2 separate regions of the Homo sapiens genome follow, and region 2 is linked to region 1. Evidence: read pairs that join two places in POLR2A ChIA-PET (ENCODE). Cell type or tissue: MCF 10A. All regions are shown on one strand. Links, peaks and the distances in the headings refer to the core of each region. The heading gives the core; the rest is flanking DNA. Region 1 overlaps DAAM1 (dishevelled associated activator of morphogenesis 1). Region 2 overlaps DAAM1 (dishevelled associated activator of morphogenesis 1).

Region 1 (4,400 bases), core at 147-4,146:
GCAGCAGATGATCTTCCTCCTGACATTTCATCTCAAGGTCAATAGTAGGCTAACACTACCTCGTGATGCCTATGTCATTCACCTCACTTCATCTGATCACACAGGCATTTTATCATTTCACATCATCACCAAAAGAAGGGTGAGTACAGTAAGATATTTTAAGAGAGGAGGAGACCACATTCACATTAACATTTATTACAACCTATTGTTATAACTGTTCTATTTTATTATTAGTTATTGTTGTGAATCCCTTACTATGCCTAATTTATAAAGTTTAACATAGATATATATGTATAGGAAAAAAACATAGTATATATAGCGTTCAGTACTATCTGTGGTTTCAGGCATCCACAGGGGAGGGGAGGGTTTTAGATGGGCCATATCCCCTGCTGGTAAGGGAGGACTACTGTACCAGATCATCTGTGAGTTAACAGCCAGGTTTTTCACTATGATTACAAACAGATGTAATTACTCAAACCCCAGGAAGCACCCTAGTTGAGTATAGAATCTAAATCTTACTACATCTTAGACTTGGGTGGCCGAGCTCCTTTCATTGGTCAGAGAATTTTTTTTTCATGTTATTCTCTATGGATAGAGTTTTAAAAGTCAAAGGAAAATGATTAAGCAAGAGATAAAAGGAGAAACCTTTGCATCAAGCATCATGCCTCTCCAGAGAAAGTTTTAGTTTCTCAAAAACTAAAACCAACAGATTAAAAGGCTCTTCTTCTTGGAGATGATATTAATTATACTTTTATATATTTATATATTTTACATATTTATAATATTTTGGAGAAAAGATTTTTTTTTATTATTAAGAAGAAAGGACCTCTGAGGGAAGCCCAGCTGTGGGAACTAAAGTTCTAGGCTTCATCCGTAACAAAGTGCATTATTAAGCCCCACTTCTAAGAGATTCTGTACAAAGAAACCTTACCAATTCCACACTGTAGAATAAGCAGGCAGTTCTGTAGAGAAACCTACATAAATCAGAAAACAATTGGCATGCTACAAATCAATCGAAGGAAATGGATTCATTTGCTAGATAAAGCAAGGGAAGGAATTTTGAAATAATATACAATAAGGGTCTTGAATGAGTTGAAAGACTAACACTTTGGAAGAAAAAGCTCTTTTCAGAGATTTTAGCTAAACTGAAATATGGGATCATTTATAAAACCTCTAAAGCAATATCTAAAGCATTTATTATTTGAAAATCTACCTAATCAATAGATTTCAATGAGATAAAATACAAGTTTTTGGCTAATAAGAGAAGTCACTAAGAAATTCAGGATATCTATTTCTAATGAGTTAACTAACTCTTTACATACATACAAATATATATTTAGATAAGGTCTGAGGACATTCAAATAATGATTGAGGTGGGGGAATGGGCAGGAGGACTAAGAAAAACGAGAGAAAGAAGCTAAGACAGGCCCTTGAGGTTAGCCTGCCAATCAACTCGCTATTTGTATGTGATTGTGTTTGGGGGTTTTGTTTTTTGTTTTCTTTTGTTTTGCTTTTTAATGGTCCTTGATAAGGTACCTGTCCATCTGACTCAATGTACAGAGTTCACAGAATTACCAACCATTTTCTTACTCAGACAAGTCTAACTTTTATTTTTCAAATTAGATACCTCAGATATTTGTCCAGAATAAACAGCCCCAATTCACCTATCCTAACTCCACCCAGAAAGGGTTTCCCACAAGCCCAGCAGGCTGCAAGCCTTCAGTTCATCTCAAGGATACACTCAACATTAGCAGTGCCTTTTCTGAGTTTAACCCTCTCCTCCCACCCCACAACTCAACACTACCAGAAATAAGTTAAGCCCCTGGAGAGGCACCTAAGCAGACCTCAAGTCACATGACATGGTGATAGTACAACATCAAGGGGAAGAAGCTGTGACCTAAAGACACATGACATGGTGATAATAAGTACAACATCAAGAGGAAGAAGCTAATGGCAGATTGAAGGGTGATGCTTTGGCAGCAAATAAACAGAAAACATTTTTATAAAATGCATGGAGAAAATGTACTATTAAGCTATGATAATTCATTAAATATATAAACATCCAGCCCCATTACAGCAAATGACCATCTCATCTGGGAATCATGAATTGCCAAAGAAGCACTTAAAATTTAACTGCAATGACTCTGAGAATAATATTTTAGTATGATGGTGGTTAGAAATCTGAAAGCTAGGTAAGATTTTTGTCAGTTTCCATAGAGGTGCATTCAGTGAATTATTACCTGCTCCCAACCAGTCAGGAAAAACATAAATGGAAAACAAGAGAGAGCTTTAAGCCCTAAAAGGGATTGGTAAACACAGAGAACAAACCTTGGAGGTTTTCAGCCTGTAAAATTTCTGCCAATATTCTTAGTCATTACATGAAATACCACAATATGACTCACCACCACCTACACAGTAATATTCTCTGTGTCTGATAGACATGTTTTCATTTGATACATAAAAATAAGAAGTGAGAAACACCACAAGCAAAGGCTGACTAATAGAAATAATTTCTAGTTTCTTACTACCAATGGTTAAGTGTTTTTTACACTATTTCCTTTTTTCTCTTAATAGCAAGCAATGCAGACTATATTCAGTTGGCTAGACAAAGTCTGCAGCTAAACACATAGGCTTTTTATTCAGCTTTTTTACCGTTAAACTAGAAACTCATTAGAGTGACTTCAAGTTTTAATAGTCTGCATCACCAACAGTTTTCCGGTAATCTAAAATAAGCTTTTTTCTAAACATGTTAGAATCATCTCCAAATATCCACCCAAATTTCCAGTATTTACACCTATAATCTAGTACAACTTCAGTTGACAAGTCTTACTAGATAAATTTTTTTTTTAACTTTTAAGTTCGGGGTACACGTGCAGGTTTGTTGTATAGGTAAACTTGTATTACACGGTTTGTTGTACAGATGATTTCATCACCCAGCTATTAAACCTAGTACCCACAGTTATTTTTTCTGATCCTCTCCCTCCTCCCACCCTTCACCCTCTGACAGGCCCCATTGCCTGTTGTTCTTGAAAGAGAGAATTTCTAAGCATGTTTTCCTAATTGAATGGAAGTACTTCATCTCCGGGGATACAGCACCAGCTGTAAAGTGACAGACAAGAAAGGTACCCTAAGTCCCTGTGGGCAACCAACCATGAAGCCAAGTTCCACACATGGCCACCTCCTTCGATAGCACCAGCACTGCTCTTGCCAGCCCAGGCCCCTCCCACACCCTCAAGAGGATTGTTTGGCTGCTTGTCTGACACTTTAAAGCTTTAATTGGGTCAAAAGACAATCTAGCAGAATAAGTCTTCCCACATTGGAGCTATTTATTTCACCACGTAATATACAGTACAGAGACTTTTAAAGAGAAAGAATATTTCTTAAACATTGTCACCCTTATCCTTTTAATCTGCTAACTTTCATGCCAACCACTTTGGTGTCCCCATTGTAACTAACATTTTAATGAGAAGAAAGAGTAAAACAGGATGACAGCAGGTGGATAGGGTGCAGGCAGAGTATAAGAATCAGCCCAAACTTATCACCACTATGAGAATATTAAAATACAAACCCAACTGCTGCAGGATTCCACAGTTATTAATTCATGCATGCATGCATACATTCACTCAAATACTTATTGTGCATCTCATGTGTAATGCTTCAGTAATTAGTTATACATCCATTCACTCAAGCCACAAACATTCATTGAGCACCTACTCTGGACCAAGCACTGCCCTAGGCCCCCAGGATCCTAAGTGTGAGAAAGTCAGATATAACACCTGAGCCATTCTGCTCTCTGAAGGTGCAAAGGTGCATATATATAGTGGATTAACACAATGAGTTATTCATATGAGAAAAAACTCAAACTATCTGACTGTTGAAAAGATGGCAAAAGATTCTGACTTTTCCTTCTACATCGAAGAAAAGCCTATTTTTCCTGAAAACAATTCATATTTATGTTATATATACATAACATAAATATATATACATGTCATATATATATTCTGAGTTTTTAATTATTTGGTTTAATTTAGTTCTTAAATATTGCACTGAGTAATGAAATAAACAGCTAGCTGCTTTTGGATCTTGCCAACAAATTCATTTAAAACTGAACACAAGAAAAAATACTGCAACTTTTTCAGGAATCTGGTTTGCCAAGGAACAAAAATTCTAGCTCTTCACCCATAAGCCCGAAAATCATAACTAAAAGATATAGCTGGTCACTGAGCTCTTGTAACACGCACCAAGAACAGCTTGAAATTCCAGAGGAATTCTGGGAATTGAAGGTTGGAGTGGGGAAGATTCCAGACACAGCGAGTAAAAATATTCAAGGACTGTTCAGACCTGAAAAACACCATCCATGGTATTGAGCAATTACCTCCCAAAGGCCATGTCACATGTGT
Region 2 (4,400 bases), core at 177-4,176, 85 kb before region 1:
TAGCATTTGGCACCATAATGTACCATTTTTCTCTTGTCCATACCATATTGGTTTTTGTGAACAGGCCTGTAGGGGAATTAGTCTCTTGTTAATTATCCATATTTCCATTATCACAGCAATGAACGCAGATGATTCAAATCTAATGTTAATGGTTAATTTAATCATTGCCAGATGCACATTCTTATTTAAAGTTCACAACATCCCTATGAGTGAGGGATCACTATTCCCATTATACAAACATATAAATTAAGGTTTGGAGGGCTATATTACTTGCCCTGAAGTAGTGCTGACCAGTGACAGAGCCAGAATTTGAACTCAGGCCTGCCTGACTCCAGAGTCTTGGTAATAACTATGTTGTATACCAATTGACTTAAACTGGATTCTCCCTTATTTTCTTGCATTGGCAGAGATCTTCACAAGCAGGAGCGTAGTCATCACAGTTTATCAGTTCTGACTCAGCTCTACCACTGATTTGGTTCTTAACCATGGCATGTTGCTCTGGGCCTCAGTTTATTGATTTTTTTTTTTTTTTTTGTAAGAGGGCAACATCCACATCATCACTACACTCAAATGAAATAACGGAAGTGAAAACTCATCAATTATGGAGCTGGCACTGATTGGAAGAAATTGCCATGATTCCAGTACTTTAGCTTGGAAAGTGAGTGTATCTGTGTTCAGTGTGGGGACGGGAAAGGCATTTGAAAGTGTTTCATTAATGTATAATTTCATAAATATTCATCTTTGATACCTTCAAACAATATAATTAATTTGTGTAAAGCACAATTAGAACACATATATATTTGGCCAGGCGAAGCTCTGCCCCCACTATTTTCTTACAATACTACGTCACCTCCAAGGGTAGGGGAGGCTTCTATAGCCCCTCTCCTATAAAAAGTGTGATGCAGTGTATATGACCCAAGGGATAGAGTGATTTCAGCAAAACTATCCTTTAATAAAGCAACAACACAAAATTTCCCCAGAAGCCTCCACCCCAGGCCTTGCTCTGACCTGGCTCAGAAGCAGGGGTCAGAGCCAGGCTTTAGGGCCATCATAATGACCATGGACCCTCTGGGGCTGGGAGAAAAAGTTCAATCAGTAGAATTTTTTTTTTAATACTGCCCCCTACTCCCTACATTAAAAAAAAAAAAAAAGGAAAAAAACCTCACATGCTCCTTAATTTATTGAAAAAAAAATTAGACATTGTGACTTTAATTTTTATTAGAGGTATGTCTTTAATTAATTCAACTACTTTCTATGGCAGTTTTGTGATTCAAAAACGAAAAGAAGGGAGAGTCCTCACAGCATTACTGATAAATGATCTGAAGGATACTTATGAGAGGCACCTTTCCAAGCTGCCTGCAAATCCGTCTCCTTCACCCAGAGCAGGCCCAAGCTATGGCTGCTTTGAGCACAGACACCAGGGACGCTACTCTGCCAGCCTGTTCTCATCCCTGCCCCCTCTCTCGCTGGCAGCTGCATCTGCAGAGTACCCGCAGGGCACTGTGCCAACAGGCACGTTTCATCCTACCAGGTCCAGTCTGCCAGCCTGACTGGTTTTCCTTCCTCAGAGGCCTGGGCCCAGGTTGTCTTGTATGCCTGGGATAACCTCCCTCTATGCACCTAAGTTTACCCTACCCTCTTAAGCCATAGCTCAAACAACTTCTTTTCCAAAAGAGAAGCTTCCTCCAATAGGGGCCAATTGTTCCTCATGCCTCCAAAGCACCCTCAACCCGCTGCTTCCTTAAGGCACCTCCGTAATCACTCTGCTTATCTGGATGCGGCCAGGCTGAGGGAAGTGGCTGCTCCGATTATTGCAACACCTGGAGGACAAGGATTCTGAGTCATCGTGACCCTCAGCTAGAGCATGTACTACACTGTCTGCTTAGTAAATACTCCCCAAAGGACCAAGTCAAAAACAACTGAGAAGTTCTACAGAGAAGTTCTACTGCTCTACCGAAAGTGAACACCATATATTAGCAGCACTTGGAAACTGAGAGCGTCCCTGAAGATCATCTAGCCCAGCCCACTCATCCTGATGAATCCTGCCTTACAGATAAATTGGTGGCACACTAGGTCCAGTTTCCAGTTCCTGCTGCAGTGACTTATCCACGACCCCTGCTGCCTGCAATCAAGTTGCCAGGCTGAACATAACCTGCCTTTGCTTCTTGTGGTGGTGGTTCTTATTTTTTAATCAATAAATGTTTATCCCGGGCATACCACATGCCAACACAACCCATCTGCTGAAAACCACCAGCACTAGAGATAGTGAAGAGACCAGGAATTAGAACAACAACAAAAAAATACTCACTGTCTCTACTGCTTTCAAGCCACTTCTCAAGGTACTTATTTCTTTGTCCAGCTCAGTCATGCTGTTGTAAATAGCAATGTTTTAGCAATCAACATGTGACTTACACATATTAAATATAAGATGGGTTTAAATATTTCACGCTTGGAAGTCCATCCTATTTTAATTTAAATGTTTAAAATTCCCTTCCATGCTCAGATCTCAAAGAAAGACAACAGTATTTTAAACTCATGAAATGTAGGTATAAAATTATGTTTGTTTTCTGTAGCCAGCAGGTATATTTTACAGGTTAAAAATAGAATAGAAATATCTTCCATCTGTACAAAAATATTTTATGTTTCAAACTCAAAAAAATCTCACTTCAGCAAATTACTTCATGTAGAAATAAATCTCTTGCCATACTTGGCTCCCTTTGAAAACAGAAAGAAAACAAGTTCATCTGCAATCATGTTCACATTGTACTCTGTATAATCAGTGTTCTGCTTTTCACTAAGGCCCCAATAATATGACTATTACAAGGTAATGGCTTAAGTTGCAATCAAAAATGATTTTTCTTAAAGTTGTATTAACTAGTTTTTATTTTCATCTTTTTTTTAATAGAGAAAGGTTCTTGGGCTTCTCCCATACACAACACTTTCTATTTCATGGCTTTTAAACATTAGAGATTGAAACTTAATTCTCCCAGATAATTTACAACATATAAAGAAACTCACCAATACTTCATTTAATTTCATGCCTTATTTAGTATATTTCCACCAGATTCCATGAACAGAGGGAAAAAATGAGCCTGCTCATTATACTTTTCAAATTCACTGCAAAAAGATGCAGTTTATGTTTTAAAAAAAGAGCCAAAAGAGGGAGGGAAAAACAGCAAGGAAAATTGCCTGCTTCTCAGTCTCTGAAACGTGGTGTGAAGTTTGTGGTAAAAGTTTGGCAACTTTCCATTTTATTTTTAGTTTCTTCATTTGCATAAAGAATGCTTCCCATTAAAGAGCCGCCTTGGTTTCTGGGAGTATGTGTGCATATGTGAAAATTATTGCAATGTTCTGACACTTAGGTCTTCTATTTGCTTAGCCATGCATCTTTATTTAACTAAGGTGCTCCTACCTGTATTTAAAACACCTGCCCTTTAAAAGTATGAAAGTTAAAAATTGCATGCAGTATTCCAAAGAAGCTAGAACAAACATATATTCAAAACCTTGTAATACATTTGAGTGACTTGGATGAGATTCAAACTTTATTTCATACAATGATCAGGGGAAAACAAATAGAAGGACTGACTTCATGCAGTGCAAACTACCTCAATGGCTAACACACAATCCAAGTGATTTAAGAAACTAACACTCACTGTAAGTACTTACTTTACTTTCGCAGCTTGAGGAATATCTCGCAATTCTTCATTTAGATTGAGAACACTGGGGTACTTATTTTCCACAATAGTGATGAGATAGTGCAAAAGGGTAATGTTTCTACAATTGAAGAAGGGAAGAGTATTAAACATTCAAATTATTTTCATTTAAACTACATAAATATATGAATAGTTAATATCTGCATATGATTTATATGCTCAAATGGTAGAACCCACAATAATGCTATATTACCTGCATTAACTTCAAAATTTGGAGGATCATGTAAGGCAGGGATTCTCAAGAGACAGGAATAATGGGAGAGCCTCCATGGGGATTGCATAGATATATGTCAAAAAGCACACAATTTCTAAAAAGAGGATAAGAATTACATTTGTGGCCCATAATGAGCATCTTTCAAAATCTGGGTAATGTGATGGGTGATCTAAGTGAATCTGAACCACTGCCAGTGGAGACAAGCTCAAGTTTACCTTCCCAGTGGATCCACCCTAAAATGGGGTGTGCCCTGCAGGTTTATAACTAGTAGGCTTGGGTGGAGTGGAGTGGGGTGGGGTGGAGAGTGAGGGATGTTTATTCCACCGAAAAGGGCAGCTATTCTTAAGTCTAAAGTACAGAGCAGCAACTCACTGATGACAATTATTGATACTTTTTTTTTTTTTTTTGAGATGGGGTCTGTTGCCCAGGCTGGAGTGCAGTGGTGCAATCTCAGCTCACTGCAACCTCCGCCT

The links. ChIA-PET counts read pairs that join two places held together with the same protein. Peaks named below come from ENCODE experiments on the same cell type or tissue, not always from the same donor. Only the 100,000 strongest peaks of a DNase experiment are listed, where the experiment ranks them.
Region 2: POLR2A ChIA-PET joins it to region 1 with 15 read pairs; 3 of 35 experiments call an interaction of 5 or more read pairs at or near these places.

What each region holds. Positions count from the first base shown.
Region 1 is chr14:59,273,885-59,278,284 of GRCh38, reverse strand. All of the region lies in intron 2 of DAAM1 (dishevelled associated activator of morphogenesis 1), which reads right to left. Among named protein-coding and RNA genes, the nearest start is that of DAAM1, 87 kb to the right of the region's middle. In MCF 10A, for the core only: no CTCF peak of the experiment used is centred there; a DNase peak (open chromatin) is centred at 2,384.
Region 2 is chr14:59,358,771-59,363,170 of GRCh38, reverse strand. DAAM1 (dishevelled associated activator of morphogenesis 1) reads right to left here. Exons shown (of 25, transcript NM_001270520.2): 21 at 3,667-3,774; 22 at 2,309-2,369. Among named protein-coding and RNA genes, the nearest start is that of GPR135, 100 kb to the left of the region's middle. In MCF 10A, for the core only: no CTCF peak of the experiment used is centred there; DNase peaks (open chromatin) are centred at 1,510 and 1,810.